2 separate regions of the Homo sapiens genome follow, and region 2 is linked to region 1. Evidence: chromatin loops called from intact Hi-C (ENCODE). Cell type or tissue: PC-3. All regions are shown on one strand. Region 1 has its middle 180 kb from the start of ASXL3. Region 2 overlaps ASXL3 (ASXL transcriptional regulator 3).

Region 1 (2,500 bases):
TAAACAACCATGTGTTAGAATAACTGATTACAGAGCCCAGTTTTTCCTTTCTGAGAAATTACTTTGATAGTCTTTTTCTTAAAAAAAAAAAAAAAAAAAAAAAAAGAAGGAAATTACTTTTAGGTCTTGACCAAAGGGTGTTCCAAGTGAAGAGGTCCCAAATCTTAGTAAGCGGGCAAAGGTGGTTTTATTTTTTTCAGCATTGCTTCATTAATCTGAATGTAAAACTATAGAAAAAATAGTCTCTAATTTAGCTAGAAAATAACACTCATTTGCTTGCTAAGGTCTAGCAACAAAAGAATGTTAATGCACATTACTACCTATTACTACAACAGTGAACACAAAATGAAATGAGCAGATGCTGATTTACCTTCTCTGGTGAATCATGCATGGCACGAAACTGCAGTCCTGAAGCAAGCTAGACCATCTGTGCTGTTTTCTCCAGATGAGCCAAATTTGATGACAAACCATTCTCCATATATAGGAGTTTTTCTTTCTTTCTCTCCATTTTATATTAGAAAGTATAGTTTCCCCAATAGAAGATGCAGAAAACTATTTTGCATCTTCTACTATATTGCTAAATATTTTGACTCTGAGCCTGGATAAAGCAGTCTGGAAATTAAATATAACTTCAAAAGAGACATCTTTTCAGAACTTGCATTCCTCAATTATTCTCTCCATCCATATGCAAGCTGTTCTGGAAAATAGGATGGCCCAGAAAGGTACATTTGAATGGCATTTCTGATAAATTTCTTCCACCTTATGATAATGTTTTATGGTTCAAATTTTCTTGAAAAATCAAGTCATGAGAAAAACCATGTATTCCCTGTAATTCAGGGCCTAGCATAGAGATGGTGATGAAAAAAATTTTTGCTTTTGAACGTTGGATGAATTTTGGCACTGAAAGTGCCTTCATCTTTAGAATCCCTTGACAAGTATTAAAGGTCAAGGAGTGAGGTCTTTTTATATTCAGTGAGATGACATGTTTTACTTAAGTAGAAAGGGAAGTTAAAATATCTCTTTTTGAAAATAGGAAAATGCAATTTCTCACTAAATCTAAACTTAAAATTTCTTAGTTTCACAATATCTTCAAATAAATACTTATCAAGATACTTAAAACATTAGGTTGCCAGATGGCTTTAAGATAAATATTTGCAAGCAAGAGGTGATAAAAGATGGGTTTGGCCTGTGGGCAAGATGATGAGTCAGACACGGAGCAGGAATGTGAATCACCCAACGTCATGCTCTCACAGCTGGGGCAGGATGACAATGCAGCGTGGACCACTTGGTGCTACAGACGAGGCTTCTCTATGGAGTGACAGTCATCGCTTATGTCCTCAGTCACCAGTGTGGAATTAAGAGAGTGGTAGGATTCACTTAAACAGGCGAGCATTTCTTGGAAAAATACTGATACAGGTGAAGCTAATCTCTGGCACTATATATATCTTGGTGTTATCAGCTGGATGACTCTTGTATGCTTTTTCATTTTCTGCAATGATCAAAATATTTTCCTTCTGTGATCACCAGCAGAGTGGGGAGCTTTTATTTCTCAAAAGTACTGCATGACACATTTATAAGTTCCCTGACTTCAATCCAAACTTGCAGCTTGCATGTGTAACTCTTTGTTTTCTTATTTGAAACCTATTAATATGAATAGTCAGAAGCAATTTCTTCTCTTTTAAAAAAATTAATTGCTCACATTGCAATTTATATCAAGATACTCCATTTTTTGGCATTGGTTTCGGTAACAGTCTCTGTAACACTAGTTAACTTTTACATACAGGAATATGTTTTATATTTTTTAAAAAGTATTAAAGAGTCAATGACCACCAAGGACATCAGGCACCGTAAATATTGTTTCAATATGTTAACTTTTAAAACGTCAATTATTAACATTACCAACATCTGAACAAATTCCTAGATTCATGAAAGAAGGCTTTGGGGACAGAGCTCTGAACTATGTAAAAGATCTGTGAGACAAAGTAGTAAATATAGAAAGCCATGTTTGCTCACTTCTGCCTGCCAGCATAATTTCACAAAGCCCCTGACTCTGTGACAAGATGCAGTTCTCTGGAAGAATGCTTTGAGGACAAAACTGGATAGAGCACACGGTTCCCACATCTCTTGAATGAAGTCACCATATTCCTTAAAGGATAAATGACCCTAGACCTTGCCTTTTCCTATAATAAGATAATGTCTGACAGGGTCAGTGATTATGCCTCTACTGTCTATAACCAGATGTACTCTTGCACCCAAAATTTGATATGATTTTGCACGTACTGAACCTTCACTGCCTGTATATAAGCAATGAGCCAAAACAGTTTTGGAATAGTCTGATGGAACCTCTCTGAAAGATCTCTCCAGGGCTATAGTCCTCAGTCTACAGTCCCCAGTAAGACTTCTGAATAAAACTAACTTTAATTCTTTACAAGCTTGATTTTTTTTTCTCTAGTGGACGGTCATAAAACTCAAAAAGATCATTATCAGAAAAAAAGAGTCT
Region 2 (2,500 bases), 160 kb after region 1:
AACTGGGATTCAAATCCATGCCTCCTTGTCCAAGTGTTTCACCATCACAATATACTGCCTTGTATCAAATGGTAAAATCTCACTTGGAGGATAATTTAACAGTACTATTACAATGTAAAAGGTAGGCAGTCTCACTTACTGAACTTCATCTACCTTTAGGTATTTTTCTTACAAAAATTCACAGCCTATCCTGCATGTACAATGAAGCATTATATGAGATTATGACTCCAAAATAATGAGACGTAGTCTAAGAGGGAGATGGTTAAATAAATGAAGGTACATACATACCATAAAATAATAGAAATAATAAGGTAAGAAATAAGAAAATATGTACTGACATGGGAGGATGTCCATGAGAAAGTGGTAAGTAAAAATAAACATGTTGAAGAACAATACATAGAGAGGACGCATATATTCCAGTGTCTGTGGTGTACATATACATGTACACCACAAAGTCCCACCCACATCCCCGCCATATAAAAATATTAGCGTTAATAATTGTAATCCTGGAGACTCTACATATTATGTAATTTATATGACTTATGCATGTATTATATAAGTTATATAGTTGTTAACAGCTGATTTAAAAGTCAGCTCAAGGCTAGGCGCAGTGGGTCACGTCTGTAATCCTAGCACACTGGGAGGCCAAGGCGGGCAGATCGCTCGAGCTCAGGAGTTCGAGATCAGCCTGGTCAACATGGTGAAACCCTGGTCTCTACAAAAAGATAAAAAAATTAGCCAAGCGTGGTGGCACGTGCTAGTCCTAGCTACTTAGGAGGCTAAGGTGGAAGGATCTTTTGAGTCTGAGAGGTGGAGATTGCAGTGAGCCAAGATCATGCCACTGCACTCCAGCCTGGGTAACAGAGCCAGACCCTGTCTCAAAATGAGTAAATGAATGAATGAATGAAACAGAGAGAGAAAGAAGGTCAGCTCAAAAACAAAACAAATATGAATACTCAACCAATAACAGAAACAGTTACATGCCTTATACTGTAATCATAGTGAAGAAAATAAAATACAGGAAGACTGAAATTTTTCCAAAGCAAACATTACTCATCATTCAATCTGAGTCAGAAAAATTATTCAATGTTATTCCCACAAACTAGTCTGAAATGACACAGCATCCAGATGTATCTGCCAGAAGAAATTAGTTGTAAAATATATCTTTAGATAATCGTATAAAATGACTTTGTTATATGAAATTATTTGATTCTGCCTACTTAAATGTTGAATAACAATGATGTTTATTTTGTCACAGTTAATAGTAATTCTTTTCTCCTGACTATAGATGGACACCACCACCACCACCTCAATAATCCATTCAGTTAACAAATATTTACCAAGCACACACATACACTAAAATGAAATACAATAAAATTTGCCATTACCATTGCTGGAGACATTTACTCTCTGGCTTACTACAGTGGGGGAAGGGAGGGTGGCAAGCATTTAATTTACTTAGAAATAGATTTAAAATGAAAGGAAGGAACTAAGCTATATGTCTTCTTTCATATTCATTCAAAATGCTAATCTACTCTACATAGAAATGACCGCTGCCTACCCTGTTTCTAGTGGTGGTTTTATAATTCAGATTCTATGGAATTGTTATCTTGATATGTGTTTGCTGCTATATTTCCAGTAACTAGCACATGTAGGTGTGTAATACTTGCCTAATGAAAAAAAAAAGAAGACAATGAATTGACAAGAAAGAATTGATGTACTCAGTTTATTATTCCCTACTTCCTTCTTCCAAAGAATGCCCTTTCTCATTTTGATTTGAATGGAAGCTGTTACATTCCTGAAGCTGACATATCCCTGTCATATTCCTTCAGGAAGAAACAACTCCTGAAGAGCTTCCTATTAAGGATGGGAAGGAGGGATGGCTGGAGTTGGGGACACAGGGAGAGCCAATCATTAATCTTCTCCAGGATGTACAACCCTAAAACTCAAGAAAACACATCTTGATTACTTTCTGGTAATGATACTATGTGAGGAGAGCCTGAGATTTGCTGGAAGCTATGTTCGTAGGCATGTGAGCCAGGCTCAGAAAATAAGCATACTCTGCAGAGAGAGGATGGGAGAGTCCTAGTTACTTTCATTCTTACTTTCCAAGTATTACCTAGAACCTCCCATTTTGCTGCAATGGCTTCTAACTTATGAGTCTTCCAATAAACTCTCCTTTTCATTAAATTGGTTAGATGACCAAAGTTTCATGACCAATGTGTTCATTATACTAATTATTGAGCCTATAGTTGATTCCTTTCATAGGATATTTTAAAAAGATACAGGATATATAATAAATGCTTTTAAGTCAGATGCTAACTTATCTCCTTCCTTTAGATTAACAGAAAGATAGCAATTTCTAAAACCTCATCACTGGCAATGCAAACTCTTAATAAACAAAAATTCTGAGAAGCAGGGTGTATTTCTTTGTTAAATATGCACTTGACCCATCCAGAAGTAATATCTAAAAAAATAAACATTTTACAACAATGGGAGT

What was found. A loop is a pair of places that touch in the nucleus more often than their neighbours do. Peaks named below come from ENCODE experiments on the same cell type or tissue, not always from the same donor. Only the 100,000 strongest peaks of a DNase experiment are listed, where the experiment ranks them.
Region 2: a loop joins it to region 1, with 13 times the contacts of the local background. A loop is called at or near these places in 2 of 110 quality-filtered maps.

What each region holds. Positions count from the first base shown.
Region 1 is chr18:33,755,137-33,757,636 of GRCh38, reverse strand. No RefSeq gene overlaps it. Among named protein-coding and RNA genes, the nearest start is that of ASXL3, 180 kb to the right of the region's middle. In PC-3, no CTCF peak of the experiment used is centred here; a DNase peak (open chromatin) is centred at 1,236.
Region 2 is chr18:33,595,214-33,597,713 of GRCh38, reverse strand. The region is part of intron 1 of ASXL3 (ASXL transcriptional regulator 3); the gene reads right to left. Among named protein-coding and RNA genes, the nearest start is that of ASXL3, 18 kb to the right of the region's middle. In PC-3, no CTCF peak of the experiment used is centred here; no DNase peak of the experiment used is centred here; H3K27ac peaks cover 1,888 bases.